Regions from separate parts of the Mus musculus genome. Here all the other regions are linked to region 1. The links are chromatin loops, found by intact Hi-C in ENCODE. Cell type or tissue: heart. All regions are shown on one strand. Links, peaks and the distances in the headings refer to the core of each region. The heading gives the core; the rest is flanking DNA.

Region 1 (5,932 bases), core at 383-5,382:
CATCTCACCTTATTCTACAAACCCTCTAGGACAAGAGCCTGACTTCTGCCATAGAGATAATGAAACTGAGACAGAAGGGAAATTACTTGCCCAAGGTCACAAAGCTACAATTCAGAGCTGCCTTTCAAATCCAAGCCCTCTCTACAATCCCCTGCCCCTCCTACAACCCGGGCCCAAGTTTTGGAGTACACCTGCTGTGTGTTTAGTGGTACACCTGTTGAGGTGGTAAGACCAACATAGTTGTCTCTATCATTTAAGAATGCTGAGGTTCGGGCTGGTGAGATGGCTCAGTGGGTTAGAGCACCCGACTGCTCTTCCGAAGGTCCAGAGTTCAAATCCCAGCAACCACATGGTGGTTCACGACCATCTATAATGAGATCTGATGCCCTCTTCTAGTGTGTCTGATGACAGCTACAGTGTACTATATAATAAATAAATAAATCTTTTAAAAAAAAAAAAAAAAAAAAAAAAGAATGCTGAGGTTGAGAGAGTGTATGACCAGCAGAAGGTTAAAGCAGGTTAGACAGTGCCTGTGTGGATGCACAGCAGCTTTCTATTTCCACACTCTGCTCTTCCACAAACAATTCCCAGCACAGGCCTGAGACCACCACCACCTAATGTCCCCCTAAACCTCTTCACTATTCTCTCCTAAGACTCACATGAGGGTCTATAGACTGAATGCAATGATTAGCACCTGATAGGGACTCAATTACTACTTCCATCCTTCTCCCTACCTGGGCCTGACATCTGCTAGGGTTTCACTCTCCTCTGCTAGCCTCCCTTCTCCCAATCCCGAGAGGTACACTCTCCATAGTAACAAGGCTTCTGACACTGCCATGAGTGTAGAAGCAATCTCTTCTATAAGCTAAGCCAATGCCTCTAAGCTGCCTAAGAAAGAAAGAAAGAGAGAGAGAGAAGAAAAAACAGCCAGGGACTTCAGCAAGGCCCAGCAACAACACCAAAGCAGAAGCTGACAGATCCCAGTCTCTTCATCAATATAATTAGGATTCTGGCCCAAATGCATCGTTCTGGAGCCTTGTCAACAGTACCTGCACATAAACCAGTCAGTACCCTGCACCATTCTAAAAACCAATCTTCCCTCTAGGGGCCTTCTCATGACCCAATTTAACCATCAGAATGGTGCAGGAAATAAGTTTGAAATCTCCACATTTCAAAAACATATTCTTGTTCAGTCTAAAAGGGTTGTTTTCAAGATATATTAGAGGAGCACTATAGGACTCCTCCCAAAAGCGGTACACCTGACTTCCCAGGCTGAGTCAACTGATTAAACAGCCAGAACCTGATTTATATACAGCAAGAGCCTCCAACCCTACCCTGGCAAGTGCGGGGGAGGGGTACACACTTCCTGTCAAGCTATTTGAATAAAGAAAAAAAAAATCTTCCTGTGAGAATAAATCAGTTTCCTGTGGTGCTCAAACTGCTAAGAGACCAAGCCAGCTGTGACAATCACCTCTATTTTTACTCTTCTGTTCTAAATGCTTGTTTTCTGTGGCCACCAGCAGTCATTTTCAGTCGTGGGGAGCCACTTTTACATTTGACACTGTATGGTGTTTTTGAGCTCTGAATCACTAGCTTTTTCCACGCTTTCTGCACAAGGCGGTTAATGGCAGAGTCGCATTACTTGTTGAATGTACTTGGTCCATAAAGGCGCAAAACCCAACGTGCTGAGGAAAGTGGCGACAGGTGAGAAAAGGTAGCAGGCCATATCACACCTGAGGGCTGGACCTTAAAGCACACCTCCCCCACCTCCGCCCTCTAGTCAGTCTTCCTCCAACCATCCACCCACCTATTTTCACGCCGGGCTACAATCGGGCCCAAGAAAGCCAGTTAGACAAGCGCAGTAGGGCAGTGGCCCTGGCTGCTCAATGAATCCAAGGTGGTTCACCTCGGTCCCTCCTGAGGGCAGCACCTGGGAATGACCCCGCTTACTATAAGGAGGGATAAAGGGATACCAAGGCCGATGCACGGACACCCAGAAGGATGCGGAGCGCAGCAGAGCAGAGGGAGAGGAGCTCCAGGGCTGCGCTGCTGAGAAAGGCGTAAGGCCAACCACAGACCGGGAGAACCTGGGACTGACAGGAGCCGGGAGGGGCTGGGGTTGGGCGGAGGACCGGGAGACTGGGGCTGGGGTGATCAGGGTGCGAAGGCCGAGCCGGGCCGCCGCGCCGGGAAGGATATTGCCGCAGGAGCCCGTCTACCTCGCAGGGGTCGGGGCCTGGCTCGCCCGCCGCCGCCGCTGCCTCTTCGTGCTCGTCTACGAATTTGTTCTCGTCAAATTCGTCGATATCCACGCGGCGGAAGCGTGAGGACAGTGTGTTCCGGGCCATGGCGGGAGCGCGGCGGCCACTCAGCCGCCTAGGCTTCGCTCTTTCCCGGCTCCCCTCCGCACCGGCTCCGCTTGGGGGCGGGAAGCGGCCGCCAGGCACCGCCTCCCCTCCTCCGCGCGCAGCCGCCGTCGCCCGCCCACTTCCGGGATGCGCCGGAACCGGAAGCTCTTGTGGGCGGAACTGCGCCGTGGGATCGTGGAATGCTGATGAAGTGGTGTCAGGCGTTGCAGCCGTAACTCTGTCCTCTCCGAAGCCGGGCTGCTGGTATAGCCAGCGCTTCTGTCCGCTCCGGAGGAAGAAATCTTAGAGCTAAGGGATGGCAGGGAGTGACGCGCAGTGCCGGAGTCTCTTAAGCACTGACCCACAAGAGGACCCACTTTGTTAAAAGTAAACGGCTTTAAAGGCGTTGATGTGTAACCCAGGGGCTGGCAGGACGCTTGATAACATCCTTTCTTGAGGATGTAACGACTCCTGCGGGCGTTCCGAAAATTAAAGAGGATTCTGTGGCCACCTGTACTCCTGACTGAAGAGGCATATTTTAGGAGGCGAAAGCTGCAGAATCCCCAGGATTCTTTCTATTTCAGACGTAGGCTAAAATGAATCTTTTCTTGTAACTATATGAAAACTATTTAATAAAAAATATTAAAAAAAAAGAAAACTATTACATTTTAACCTAGTAGAACTCGAGCAAAAAAAATTAGGTGAGACATGGTTTTGCTCCTGCTACACATAGCGAGTAATGTGGCACATGCCTTATTCCAGCCCTTAGGAAGCAGTGGCAGGGGGTTCTTGTGAGTTCTAGATAGTTTTGACTACATAGTTCTAGATCAGCCAAGACTACAGAGTGAAACCCTGTCGGGAAATTTAAAAAAGAAAAAAAGTGCTATTCTTGGAGACCTGGGTTCAGTTCCCAGCATCCACATAGCAGCTCACAGTGCTCTGCGACTCCACCTCCAGGGAGATCCAGTCACCTCTGCCGGCACAGCACATACATGGTACATGTAAAATTTAAAAATGTAAGGGCTGTCTTAATTACATCAGGGATGGCAAAGTACAGTGCCTGTAAGTTTTTTGTCTTCAAAGATGGGGAATGTAATTGGGAATTCAAAAATATTGTGAATCCTGGGTTTAATCCTAGCACTACAAAAAATGTCCAGAAATATGATGTATATTTGTAACTCTAGTAGAATCCTGGTCATCTTTAGACTTCCATTTAAAACTAATCCACACTCGGTTCATTTCTCCTTATCCCATTTACAAAAGGCTTATTCATTCTATCCAACCAGTATCCCCATCCTGGGCCTGAAAAGCATTAAACCCTCAGAGACCTTCAAGACTGGCTCTGGAAACAGGCACACAAACACATGGCTTAACTCAGCTTGGTACTTAAGAGCACTTAGGATACAAGGGTACGCTGCTACACTTGGGATGGGAGGTGACTAAAAAATGTTCATTACAGTACCTTTTTTGTTTTTTTGGTTTTTGGTTTTTTGTTTTGTTTTGTTTTGTTTTGTTTTCTCGAGACAGGGTTTCTCTGTATAGCCCTGGCTGTCCTGGAACTCTGTAGACCAGGCTGGCCTCGAACTCCGCCTGCCTCTGCCTCGCGAGTGCTAGGATTAAAGGCGTGCGCCACCACGCCCAGCTTTCATTACAGTACCTTGAGTACCTCTTCTATCAGCATCAAGTCATGAACAATTGAGAAACTGCTGGAAAAATGGGCAGCTGCTGAATGGAGCTTGGCAAAGAAAGGGCTCCAATTGGTCAGTTTGGTCAACTCATCACACAAACCCAACATCGTCTGCTTTGTTCTGATCTAGATGCTAGCGGTCTGTCTGGGACTGTAGGCAAAGGGTCATGTGCACTTTAACCATGTTATAATTTCCCCAATCTTTACATATCAGGTCTTGGCTGGGAGCTTTGCAGGTTTTCAGTTTAGTTCCTCTAATCCTCAAAGATACACTAACCGGAGACGCGAAGGGACTTGCCAAGATATAAACTGGTACTAGCAATAAAGCAAGACTCTGTTTCGGAGCTTTTATTTATTCTTGTATCAGTGCCGGGAATGCACACAGCTTTGTGCATGCCAGGGAAACACTACCACGGAACTAAGCTACCAGCACGATTTGGAATCTCTCTGGAGACGGTTTCATTAATATATCTTGGTGTAATAAAGAAGGCTTGAACTCCGGATCCTCCTTTTCCACTGCCTGGGCGCTGTGACACCGTGCCCAGACCTAAAGCAATAATCAGAAATCCCACAAAAGTCTGGGGATGAGATTTGTACTACTACATACCATCTCCGCAAATTCTTGCTGGATGACTTTATTGTTACCCTTGCCAGGTGGTGGCGCACTTTGGATACCAAACTTGGGTACAAAACAAGTCCAGGAGATAGGTAGGTAGGTAGGTAGATAGATAGATAGATAGATAGATAGATAGATAGATAGATAGATAGATAGATAGATAGATAGATAGATATGGAGGCCTTGTATTTAAAAAAGAAAAGAAGAAAAAAAGGATAGCGAGATGGTTAGGTCGAACCTGACCACTTGCGTTCGACGTTCGAGCGCCGAACAGTGGAAGAAGAGAACTCCCACAGGTTGTTCTCCAACCTCCATGCTCGCTGGCTCTCTCACATACACTTGCGAGGCATTGTGGCACTTGTACTGTCAGCATTAGGAAGCGATTTAGAATAAGACCTTGTCTCAAACTTTTAAAGAAAACCCTCACACCTCATGCCCTCCGCACCCTGACACCACCCGCGGCTAGCTCAGCCCCGCACAGACCAGAGAACTTCAAGCTTCCGAATAAAACCGAGGGAACAGAAGAACTGCAGCCTTCTCTGCGCTGCCTCCAGCCAGCCCGGTGTTGCTCATCGCGAGACTCAGTTTCCCCAGCTGGGTCGCTTAGAGACCAGCCAACCTTAGGAAGGCAGGACTTCCGGGAAGCGGAGGGCACCACGGCCGCGGCTGCGCAGGGGCGGAGCGGGCCTCCCAAACCGCGACGCTATTGGCCGTGCCCGGCGCCACCCGGCAGTAGTTGAGGAAGTCGGCCCCGCCCTTTCCTCTTTCTCTCGAACCAGGCTGCTTCAGCCGTGAACAACGCCGAAATGGTGAGGCTGCGGGAATCGGGTGCCATCGGTCGCCGGGGACACGTGGGGACAGTGGCGCGGGGCGCGGGGCGGACGGGGGGAACTCAGAGAGCAGCGGGGGCCGGCTCAGGCTGCCCGCCCTCGCTTACGCCGCGGCCTCTGGCGCACCGTCCCTCCTGGGTCGGCCGGGGACGAAGCGGGAGCTCCGTGACCCATAGAGTCGCTCCTCATTGCAGGCCAAGATTAAGGCTCGGGACCTGCGCGGCAAGAAGAAGGAGGAGCTGTTGAAACAACTGGACGATCTGAAGGTGGAATTGTCCCAGCTTCGGGTCGCCAAAGTGACAGGCGGCGCCGCGTCCAAGCTCTCCAAGATGTAAGTGGGCCTTGAGGTCCCAGCTGGGTGCTTCCCCTTCCCTGCCTTGGCCCCTTGAGCCATTTCCCCTCGACTGTCCTTGGCCAACTACTGTGGTGAGAGAATAGGGCATTCCTTGAA
Region 2 (5,932 bases), core at 308-5,307, 720 kb after region 1:
TATTATCATCTCTCACATTTTAGAAAGAACTGAGATAGAACTTGTCCAAGCTCACATATGTTCTAAGAGGTAGATGTGAGATTTGAACCCAGGCAGCCTGGTTCCAGGTTCTGCAGTGTTAGATCCTACATTACCATCTGTCTTATGATTTCAGCTCCTCCTCATCCTCTCTTCCCATTTTACAGAGGAGGAAGTGGAAACAGATTATTGCCCAATCTTTTGGTTAAATTCACAGTGCGGCAACCGGCATTACAGACCAGATTCCTACTCCCACTCTATGTTCTTTCCCTGGACCACCCTGCTGTCTAGAGGCCACCTGGGCAGATACATAAGCCCCACCCTTTGCCTCCCCTTCCAACATACAACACACATATATACACACACGCAACCACCCAGTAGGCATTCAGACATTTATACACACACGCAACCACCCAGTAGGCATTCAGACATTTTTGTGGCCAGGCTGGCTACAACCTTCTTTGAAAAGCAGCCAGCTTTTGCCCTCCACCAAATAACTTTGTTTTATTTATAGTCTCCTGCACAGAGCTTTTGAACTGACTGCTCATTCCAGAGAAGATCTTGATAACAACTGCTCCTTGGAGAGGTTTCATAGAAAACAAGGTGAGTAAACACATGGAGCCCTTGCCTGTCTAGCAGAACATTGCTCCTGGGGGTGTTTACAAGTCTGTGTTGGTGTCTGGGTGCAAAGACTTTGAATTCAAAATGGCAGTTTGGACATTTCATTTTTTGTTTTTTAATTCAAAAAGGTTCACCCTTTACCTTCAACAACCTCAAGGCATAGACAAAAGGGAGATGGTGTTTTTATCCAGGAGGTAACTCCCAAATAGGAGTTTTTTTTACTATTTATTGTATTTTCTTTGTTCCCTGCCTGGCTGTTAGCCTAGGATGTTACTGTAGTGACTGAGATGAGTGGGGTGGGGAGCACTTTATGGATTTATAAAGGTTACAATGGTGGAAGGGATGAACAACATTTCAGAAGAGAAAATTGAAAGAGGCAAGGAAGAAAGAGAAAAGGCCCAGGACCAAAAGGGACCCGCAGGCTGGTAGCATCTTCTGACTAGTGTCCAAAAGTACCACCTCAAGAGTGTCTAGGTCTATCATGTGACTGGAATTATTAACACTGATGTTGACCCCCTTGGCTTCACTTGCCGTCACTTGTATCACCTGGGGAATATGCCTCAATTTCCTTTTTGCCAGTGGAAGGAAAATTTCCAGGACCACCATGAGGATTGGCATGAGCCAGGCCTGGGGAATACTATGCCTAATTCATAGAGGGCATGCACTTGTGCCTTCACTAAATGGATCTGTCATTATTGCTTCTGTTGTGGCCTCCAGGCCTAGAAGACATGAAACTGCAGTTCATGAAAGTGAGTCTCTCTGGGGCCTGGCAGGGACAGGTAGCAGGTTGATATTCCTGGCTCTCAAATATTTTCTTTTTTTGTTAATTTCTGCCAGGGACTGTTGTGATCAGAGTACTGGAGTCCTCATAATGACCAATAAAGGAAGGAGGGGCCCTTGCTGAGCCACCCTTCAGTACCTCTATTAGTCCTGCTTTCCTTGTGATGAAATATCTGATTAAAGTAAGTGAAGCAAGCCAAGGGCAGGTGTGGTGGTGCATGCCTTTCAGGCCAGCAGCACTCAAGAAATAGAGGCAGGCATGTCTCTGTGTTTGTCTGAGCCAACCTAGGCTGGGTAACTGGATAGTGTCGCAAAAACAAAACAAAACAAACAAAACAAAAACAAAAACAAAAAACCCCCCAACTCAACCCAACCCAACCCAACCAAACAAAACCAAAAACCCCCAAACAAACACAAAAACATCCCAAAATAAAAAACAATGTAGGGTTTAATTTGGCTCACAGTTTGAGGGTACAGTACAGTTTAACATGGTAGAAGGAGAAGACATGGCAGCAGAAAAGTGAGGCTGCTAGTCACAATGACTGAATCCAGTCAGAAAGCACAGAGAGAGATGAATGCTGCCTTCCCCGTTCATTTAAGCCAGCCCATGGAAGAGGCCACCCTCCTGAATTAAACTAATCTGGAAACTCCCTCAGATATTTCCAGAATTTTCTCACCTAGGTGATTGGTTATAGAATCTGGTCCTCACAGCAAAATAGCCACCATCTTCACATCAGCTGTGCCTGCTTGCAGAAGGTCATCAGGAGCAGGCCTGTTGGCTGTTAACAGTTTCTCAGAGGGGACTCCACCCGGTTCTCCCAGCCATTTGTATGCAATCTACTCTAATTGCACATTCCTCTGGGCCCAGGGAGGTGCTGTAGTACACAGATTGTAGTAGTTTATAGGAGGTTAACTAAAGAAAACTGTATATATGTCTACAGGAAGCTTTCGGTCATAGAAGGGTAGGTTTTTGTTTTTGTTTTTCAAGACAGGGTTTCACTGTGTAGCCCTGGCTCTCTTGGAACTAGTTCTGTAGACCAGGCTGGCCTCAAATTCACAGAGATCCACTAGCCTCCCCTACTCAAATGCTGGGATTAAAGAGTCTTGGGGGGAGGGGGGCGGGAACACGGACAACGACGACGATGATGGTGTGCACTTTCCAGTGCAGCTGCTTTGGAGTCACCCACACTCCTGTAAGCAACCCCCACTCATGCTTTCTAAGAAAGTCCAATAAAGTCATTGGTTCCACAGGTTAAACATTTGGACTAACTCACCCTCAGCACCTGGCATGCAGTTCTATGATACCCCATTTCCTGGGATGGGCCGGCTTTTCTCCCAAGCTCCTACTTATGGAGGTATTAAAAAAACAAAACCAAAAACAAAACCAAAAAAACAAACAAAAAAACCAACTCTTTAAAGCTAAACATCCATGGTCTGTGAACTTCAGTTTTCAAATTCGGGAAACCAGAACCCTGAAGCCTGACTCAGTGAAACTGGAGTCATTGTGAGTTCCTGAGAGGGGAGGACAACTGTTTCCTCCAATTCAGACACCCCCCTCCCCGAATTTTAGCCTGTCAAAAATTCTCCACTTGAGGAGTGGACGAAGGCTTCTTTAGTGGCCTCTGGGGACACGATGGAAGTTCCTTCAGGTCGCTTTGGGTGGATTCTGATGAAAAGCAGTGGGACAAAGGTCCCTAGGTCTCTTCTCAGAGAAGCCACAGACCTTTCGGGTAGACCACTGTCCTGCTGCGCGCTTCCCGCCCCCCGGGGCCACCCTCACGCGAGTGGACTACACTTCCCAGCAGCCCCCGCGGTCAGCGGCGCGGGCGGGAGGGGGCGGCGGTGTGAGAGACGGAGGGGGCGGCGCGCGCCGGGTACGCGCGCGGGCGACCATGGCGCTCGCCCGGCTGGAGCGAGTACTTTAACCCCGGGAGGCGACAGCAGCTGCGGCGGCCGGGGAGCGAGCCTCGAGCGGGCGGGCCCCTGCCTGAGGGAAGGGAGGAAGGGGCGGGGAGAGCTCCTGAGGGAGGCCTGTCGGCCGCGGGCGGGCGGGCAGTGCAGTGCAGCGCAGCACCGAGCGGGGCCCGCGGGTCCATGAGGAGGCCCCGGGACCATGGGCTCCAGGATCAAGTGAGTGCGGCCGGGCGGAGCCGGGCGCGGGGGAGGCGAGGCTGGGCTAGAGCTGCAGGCCGTGGGCCGCGCTTGGGGGACTTGTTGCCCAGACCGGAGGGGCGCCCCGCGTGGAGGCGTCAAGCGGGGAGGGGGACGGTTGCCATGGTGATGCGGGAAGGCTCGGGGACGGGGTGCGTGTGGGGTGGAGGGGCGCGGATGATCAGATGCCCCCTCCTCACCTGAGGGCGGGAACTGCTGACGCGGTGGCTCCCTAGGCGGGATGTACAGAGCCCCAGAAAACTGTCAGACTGCTGCTGGGAGAGGGGAGGTCTCCGGAAGCAAGTCTTCATAAGGGTGTGTTTGGGGGCGACCCCGAGAGTTGGCAGGTCCTGAGAGGTTGCAGCCTGTCTGCGTGAGGCCTGTAATCATTCCAGAAGTGGTGTGAGGTTCTTAGAGGGAGGGGGCTTCTGGGACATTTAAGGCCTGGATGGCCTGCCTGCACAGGAAGGCGCTTTGCCTTTGCTGACTCTTCCTCTTATCTGAGTCTGCACACAAGCCAGGGCCAAAGGCTATGAAGGAAGACACCTTTAGCTGTCACTGAGCACCTGATTTTGAAAAGGTTTTGCAATCCAGTCAGGCACATTCCCTTACTCCTTCTTCATTTGCTTGGAGCCCCTGGTTGAGGCTTCGTTTTCTCGTGAAAATGCTGATACTTGTAACTTAAGTACCCACCGAAACATTAGAAGTTGTCTTTGGGAATTACAACTTTTCTGTGGTCCAATTTGGGTGTTGTTGCCTTGGTCTCTATCTCCCCTCCCAGCTAAGACCAATTCTGGCCACTCCCTTCCTCAGCCCTAGGACTCAGATGCTTACTCTCTTTCTCTCTCTCTCTCTAATCATTAGCAAATGCTCACTTTTTCTCTATGACTAATAGAATTGCTTAAGGACATTGAAAAACAAAGTTGACAGCATAGGCTTTTCTGGAAAACAGCATTCATAAGACACCATAAACCCTCTTATAGGAAAGTCCGTGGAATGTGATTATTTCAGCATTTTGAGAATTGTACTAGGGAAGTTTGAAAGAGGAAGGGCCTCAAGGGCAAAAAATCTAATAATTATTCAAACATTGCATCGCATGTCCAAGTGATGCACATGCAGTGTGACCCTTGCCCAGCTGTTCAGTCTCTTCAGCGGTTAGAGTTCTCATTTACAAAAGGTGTCTTGTAAGTTTTGCAGAAATCCTGTGACACCTGCTGAATGACATTAGAAAAGTTTGCTCATGAAAATGGATGTGGAAGCATAAGAAGACCTTTATTTTATTTTTATAGAAAAGGGAGAAGGTTAGAATATAACACAAGAGTTTGAGAATCTGGGGAGGTAAAGTGATTTAGTTTGTGAACTATTGGGGTTAAAAAAGGAGTTCCAGGCTAAATTCCCCCCTTCAGGTAAGAGTTGTGAACTTGGACTTTCAACAGCATGTAGAAACACTTTCTGGAAGTCACCTCAGAGTTGCAGAGAAAGCACTAGGATGTGTCTTAACTTTCTTGTTCCAGAGAAGTTCAGAGACTTGTTGGACTGGAGGCATCAAGTATTCGAGTGAACATTAAAATAGAACAAGTTCAGATTATGTGTTCTCACTCTTGACAGTAGCAGGTTGACAAGTTTGTTTTGTAAGTGTGTTTGGTGGAATGCATCACTGTACTATCTGAGCACTTGAGTAAGGGAATTTACCAAAGCATGAAATTGCATTAAGTGTGAAATTAGTATGAAGAATGGCCTTATTAATCTTCAAACTAGACTGCTCAGTGGTTAAAAGAAAAAAAAGAAAAAGGTCTGGGAAATATGTTAGCCTGTGGTGAGATTGAAAGAGAATATGAAAATAGGAGTTATGAAAATTAGTTGTGACTATAGCAAGTGTTAATTGTGCAGTTTCTGTTCATAGCTAGGAGTATGGATGGACAGGAGATAAGGGGATAATCAATTTAGGTACCGCCCTTGTCGTTGGAGAAAACAGCTTTGGTTGCTACTGGCCATTCTGTCAGGCAGAACAGAAGGTGGTCAGGGTATTTATTTGGCTGAAGTGAAAGCTAAGTGTGCAGGCCCCTTTGAGTAAGTAGGTAGTAGGTTGTTGGGGGGCAGACTGAGCATTCTCTAGACCTTTCTTTCTTTTGCTTATCTCTGATGTCTTGTGCCATTATAAGGGCAATGTAGATCAGATCTGGGTTCAAATTCCAGCTCTTTCTCATGCTATGTGTTTTTTGTTTGTTTGTTTGTTTGTTTTTTGTTTGTTTGTTTTTTCTGAGACAGGGTTTCTCTGTATAGCCCTGGCTGTCCTGGAACTCACTTTGTAGATCAGGTTGGCCTCTAACACAGAAATCTGCCTGCCTCTGCCTCCCAAGTG
Region 3 (5,932 bases), core at 308-5,307, 350 kb after region 1:
TCATAAAATTCTGTGCTGGCAAAGTTGTGATGAAATCAGTAAATATACTTAGGTACTGCTACATTGAAAAATAACACAGCCCTCTTGGAGATTGATGGAATAGCATTGATAGTACTAAAGATGCTACAGTCTTTGATGCTGGGGATTCACACTCTATGGTAAATGCTTTGTGCATAAAAGTAGTGATAACAGAGCTGGAGAAATGCTCACTGGGTAAGAGCACTTGCTACTCCTAAGAGGACCCAGGTCCCAGAATCTACATGGCACCTCACAACCATCTGCAACTCCAGTTCCAGGGGATCTGATGCCCTCTTCTGGTCTTCCCGGGTATTACATGGACATTATATTATATATTATACTACATACATGCAGGCAAACATAAAATATTCATACCCATAAAATAAGAATAAATAAAACATTTTCTAAAAGTAGCAATCAGGATATTCTCTACAACTCTAAAAAATATGGTAGGTTCAAAGCTGGGAGGAATTTCTCAGTTGGTATAATATTTACATTGCAAGCACAAAGGCCTGCATTTGCTCTCTAGGAATCACGAAACATCCAGGCAAGCCAGATGGTGATGGTACATGCCTTTAACCCCAGCACACAGGAAAGAGAGGCATACAGGTCTCTACTCTACAGAGTGAGTTCCATGATGGACAAGGGCTACACTGAGAAACCCTGTCTCAAAAACAAAACAAACAACAACAAAACAAACAACAATAAAATCAACATGGATTTGTAATCCTTGTACTGGGGAGACAGAGAAAGACATGCCCCCTTGGATTCATTGACCAGCTAGCCTCGTCTAACTGTACCTCCAGATCTATGAGACACCCTGACTCAAAAGAAGTGGGCTCTGTTCTTGAGGATGACACTCAAGGTTGTCCTCCAACTTCCGTATGCACACACATGTGTGCTTGCACACACACACACACACACACACACACACACACACACACACACACGTGCATTGAAAAATGTAGCTCTGTAAATGCCCTGTAAATACACTGTGATATGTTCACTTGAAGAAATAACTAAGCCATTAAAAATGAAAATGATCGCCGGGCGTGGTGGCGCATGCCTTTAATCCCAGCACTTGGGAGGCAGAGGCAGGCAGATTTCTGAGTTCAAGGCCAGCCTGGTCTACAAAGTGAGTTCCAGGACAGCCAGGGCTATATAGAGAAACCCTGTCTCGAAAAACCAAAAACCAAAAACCAAAACCAAAACCATGAAAAATGAAAATGATCAAGACAACATAGTGCCAAGGATTGCAACCTATTCCTGTCATCCCAGCACTTGGGAGGGAGAGACAGGGGGATTGCCATAACTTGGAGACCAGCCTGATCTACAAGGAAATTCTAGACCAGCCAGAGCTACACGGTGAGACTTGTCTCAAAAAGGCCCTAAACCAAAACACAGTGTGATAAAGAAACTTCAAGTGGCCACACAGTAAAAGAACAAAGTAGGAAGCAAGAATTAAACCTCTGTGTGATAGAATTGCAACTAAATACAACTTCGCATGGGTTGGGGCAGATACTGAGGCTGCTGACCCAGCATTTGATGTTACTGCCCTCCTCCTTATCCAAGAAATGTTGATTTTTCTCAGCCTCCCTCGCAGTTTTGGGTAGTTCTTTTACCTCTGAAGTGGAACCCACAGGTTTTTGTGTGTGTGTAGGGGGCTAGACATTAGGGAAAATACTTTTTTGTCCTGATAAAGTGGGTTATCACAGCCTCAAACATCAGCTCCTCCAAGTCCTCCACCCCCACCCTGAATTCTAGTGCGATGCCCAGAGTTTCAGTAGCTCTTGTGACTGCAAACTAGAAGCGTGTCCAAAGGTGATCTATCTGGGTTGATGGAGCAGCAATATTGGTATTATAGACTCTGAATTCCTGACACTGTGGAGTGGCTCCCCCCCCACACCCCCGCTCACCTACCAATGAGGAAAGTAAGTCCCCATTCACTTAAAGCACTGTGACAGATATAAATGGGTGGTGTCAAGATGTAGAGCCAGGTCGACTGTGATTCAAATATCATTTTCCATAATCTTGTATTGTGTGGTTCTAGGCAAGCCCTTCTGTGCTTTGACACTACGTCAGGTTTTTCCTTCTTACATTTATTTTTATTTTATTTTATTTTATTTTATTTTATTTTATTGAGTGTATGGTGGAAGAGTGAAAGTGTTTCAAAATGAAGGGAGGGAGGGAGGGAGGGAGGGAGGGAGGGAGGGAAAGAGGGAGAGAGGGAGAGAGGGAGAGAGGGAGAGAGGGAGAGAGGGAGAGAGGGAGAGAGGGAGAGAGGGAGAGAGGGAGAGAGGGAGAGAGGGAGAGAGGGAGAGAGGGAGAGAGGGAGAGAGGAGAGGGAGAGAGGGAGGCCTTTCCCATGCTGGGACGATCCATGCCTTGGGAAGGAAGGCAGCCAAACGTGTTAGTGTGTAGTCATTTGTGGTGTTTTATCCAAAAGACTTTGGTTCTGGCCTCCCATTTTATTCTCAAAGGGCAGTCTGGGAGCCCTCCTCCTCCATTATTGTTCCCCACTGTGGTGCGTGCGTGTGTGCGTGGGTTATGAAAAACAGAAGGCAGGAGGAACTGGCCGACCTCCTTATCGCTTAAGAGTTTTAAGATGTGCTCTTACATTTATTTTTATCTTTTATGTGTATGTATGTGTCTGTGTGAGTGAATGCCACATATGTGCAGGTATCTGAGGAAGTCAGAAGAGGGCGTCATATCCCTTGGAACAGAGTCACAGGTTGGCTGTAAGGCAAAATATGTGTGTGCTGGGAACCCAACTCCTGTAGTCTGGAAGAGCAGCAAGTGCTCTTAGCCACTGAGCCCTCTCCAACCCCCATATATCCAGCTTTTGATGGTAGACCCTACAGATATGGATGTGTTGTACTAACTGTAAAATAATAGTCAGGATCAGTCTCTGAACTGAAACCATATCTGTGGCCAGGTCTAGTGACGTCTGCTTGCTACCCAGAAGCAGGAGAGTGGGAAGTCCAGCGTCAGCCTAGGTTACAAAGCAAGACTGTCTCTCAAACAACAACAAAAGGGAAGGGATGAGGGGAGTCAGAGGAAAAGCACAGAAGAAGAGAAAAAAAAAAAAAAAAAAAAAAAGACCACAGAGTTGGAGGCCAGTGACCAGCAATGGTCTGAGGACAGCTGTACCCTCTCTGCGGCTGCAGGAGGTGGCGGCAGGTGGCGCTGGTGGCGCGCGGCTGAGAGGGGCGCGCGGTAGCGGGCTCTGGGGGAGGCTCGGCAGCCACGGCTGTGACTCCGGGTAAAAATAATCAGGGAAGGCCAGCTGCTTCCTTGTCAGCAACCAAGAGGGAAATAAAGCTCACGTCCCCTCCAGCGAAAACCTGCTCTCCTGGTCCCCTGGCTCCTGCCACCAACTGCTCGACGGCCGCGTGCCAATCCGGTCTGAAAGCCTGCAAGCCATCCCGGAGAGGCTGGTTCCAACTTCATCACTGTTTCTTGGACAGCACGAGGGCGGGGGGTGGGGGAGGCGGAGGAGAGAGCTGGGCGTCCCCAGCCACTGGCCAAGGCTTTTTTTTTTTTTTTTTTTCTTTCTTCAACCGAGGCTAGGGCTCCGACTGGGTATCTCCAGAAATGGGCAAGGTACCCCTCATTGTCCCCAAGTCCCTCCTCTTGGCTTTGCACGTTTTCAGTATATCCTACGTTTGCTTTTATCTCCCTGCATGGAGGTCCTGAGAGTCCATAACATTTCTGGTGCTAATGGTTCTGGAATCTAGTGCCCTTCAAGCAGAGGTACTGGTCTCTGTGAGGACCAGGGAAGTCTGGTAACAGAGTAGTGTCCCCTCTGTTCTTTCAACCCTCTCCAACACACTGAACCCCCTCCAGCCTACTAGGTCCTGAGCTGCTGCCTGGACCTCCAAACCTCCATACCCCCACATAAACCTGGCATACTAGCCCGTGCCTGTAATCTCAACCTAGAAGAGATGAAGACAGGAGGATCCGAAGTTCAAGATTATCTTATATAAAGAGAGTTCGAGGCCAGTCTGGGCTGTATGATAACCCTTTAAAAAAAAAGTTGCTCTTTTTTTGGTTTGTTTTTGTAAGAAAATAATGGGAGCTGAAAATGATGGCTTAGTGGTTAGGAGCACTGGCTTTTCTTCCAGAGGACCCAGGTTCAATTCCCAGCACCCACAGCTTACAACTATCTATAACTCCCGTTCCAGAAATTCAGCACGCTAATACAGACATACACTCAGGCAATGTACATTTTAAAAAAATACATAATTTCATATGTCACAGTTACTCTCAGCATTCAGTACATTAATTTGCTGTCTGGATCTGTCACCTCAGAGCAGGAGGTTGTACCATAGAGCAGAGTGGTGCCAGCTAACCCATCTGGGCTTGTGTGTGAGTACTGTGATGTCCACACAATGACAAAAATCCCCAAACGATGTGTTTCTCAGAACCCGCTGGTCTCCCATGTGAACGTGTGACTATACTCACAGGATGCAAATGCAATTTTAATTGATAAAATATTAAATAAGTGAAAAATAAATAATAGAAATTAAAAGCTGTTTTTTCCTGCCTTAGTCTTTTAGGGATAGTAGCCCTGTCCTGATCTGGGGAAAGTTGTGCATTGTCTACAGGGAAGCTAATTCTGGGCTCATGGTCCTAGGCAGGAACCCGGAGGGTTGTCTACTGATAGACTCTTCACCAGTTAGCCCACTGGAGACAGGCGTGCAGGGTGGAGTTCTGAGCCGGAGGGAGGTTTCTATTTCACCGGTTCAGTACTTTGGACATCTGATCCATTTGTTTCTGGCAGGTTTGTTTGTTTGTTTGTTTGTTTTTACATTGCCCCAGAGAAAGCTTGTCACAAGGACCAAGGGCTTCACTTCATCCCTGGCTGAATGCGGTGGAAGCTGTTGAGGTGGACATTTTGGAGGCTAAGTAAGTGGAGGGAGAGGGCAGGGAAGGTTTGGGGAAAGAGCCAAGGCAGAGGTGAAGGAGTTGGGGTGGCAGATCAAAGAGAAACCAAGTGGTCACAGCTGGAGCTGCAGAGGTAGGCTTTGACCCCAGTGTAACTCTAGGAGTGCCTGGAGGTGCTGGCTTGAATGTACTCTCAGGAGGTGGCCTTAGAGTCCCTGGTCCTTGTCCTCTTGACCCACACCTGTTGGCTCCAGTGACCTTCCCTGGAAAAGTCAGACTCATACCAGAGGGCTCCTTCGTGGTCTTAGCTCAGGAGCCCCTCTCCAAAACAGACTCTGTCGTGAAGGGAGAGTACGGGTGTGTGAGCTATTTGAAATAACTATTGAAGGTACCCATCACTCCCTACGAAGACAACCCACTCACACAGACAACCCACCTACCTCTGGAGAATTCCCCTTCTCTCTGACGTCTGGCCAGGACAGCAAACAGGTTGCACAGAATTCATCTGATCAGTCCCGAACCATAGTGTGATCTGTGCCTTTCAGACCTCTATCTGGGAGGCCTTTTGGGTGAGAAGAGCAGAGCCCCTAACTCTAGGGCTTCAGAGTTAAAAAGATGTGACGACAGGGGCCACTTGTGATCAAATAATAAAAAAACTTGAAATACAAATGAGACTTAGCACACAAACACACACACTTTTTAATGATTTAAAAAAAAAAGTCTGGTGATGGTCAATCCTAAGCACAGTGGCTTACGGAGGTGTCTGGGCGTTTGGCTAGGGGCTGGTAAGGAGCTCTGCCTAAAACAGCCGTAACATGGCGGTAGCTTCCTCCTCCTAGGTCATCCGCTCTCAGGATCCCACTTTGCGATTGCTGAGGACTTATGTGGATCCTGCTTTATGCCACCCCAGGGAAATGGAGAGGCTTAGGGAGTGTCTGGACCTTTGAGTACAGCGGTATAAATGAACAAAACAGGATTTGGAGGTCCTGTGAGAAGGCTCAGTGGGTAAGGTGCTTGCTGCCAAGCC

The links. Hi-C counts contacts between places; a loop is a spot of excess contacts. Peaks named below come from ENCODE experiments on the same cell type or tissue, not always from the same donor. Only the 100,000 strongest peaks of a DNase experiment are listed, where the experiment ranks them.
Region 2: it touches region 1 in a loop (3-fold over the local background); 2 of 42 quality-filtered maps call a loop at or near these places.
Region 3: it touches region 1 in a loop (2.3-fold over the local background); 10 of 42 quality-filtered maps call a loop at or near these places.

The regions. Positions count from the first base shown.
Region 1 is chr2:39,004,612-39,010,543 of GRCm38, reverse strand. Arpc5l (actin related protein 2/3 complex, subunit 5-like) reads right to left here and starts at 2,405. Exons shown (of 4, transcript NM_028809.1): 1 at 2,200-2,405. The coding sequence starts at 2,348. Rpl35 (ribosomal protein L35) reads left to right here and starts at 5,413. Exons shown (of 4, transcript NM_025592.3): 1 at 5,413-5,460; 2 at 5,676-5,812. The coding sequence starts at 5,458. In heart, for the core only: CTCF peaks have their summits at 2,235 and 2,436; DNase peaks (open chromatin) are centred at 1,353 and 2,483; H3K4me3 peaks cover 4,071 bases; H3K27ac peaks cover 2,520 bases.
Region 2 is chr2:38,284,730-38,290,661 of GRCm38, reverse strand. Dennd1a (DENN/MADD domain containing 1A) reads left to right here and starts at 3,278. Exons shown (of 23, transcript NM_001362973.1): 1 at 3,278-3,549. The coding sequence starts at 3,533. In heart, for the core only: a CTCF peak has its summit at 3,408; a DNase peak (open chromatin) is centred at 3,351; H3K4me3 peaks cover 1,853 bases; H3K27ac peaks cover 1,567 bases.
Region 3 is chr2:38,655,960-38,661,891 of GRCm38, reverse strand. No RefSeq gene overlaps it. Among named protein-coding and RNA genes, the nearest start is that of Gm36744, 13 kb to the left of the region's middle. In heart, for the core only: a CTCF peak has its summit at 3,202 (motif pointing right); a DNase peak (open chromatin) is centred at 3,301; H3K4me3 peaks cover 753 bases; H3K27ac peaks cover 349 bases; H3K27me3 peaks cover 564 bases.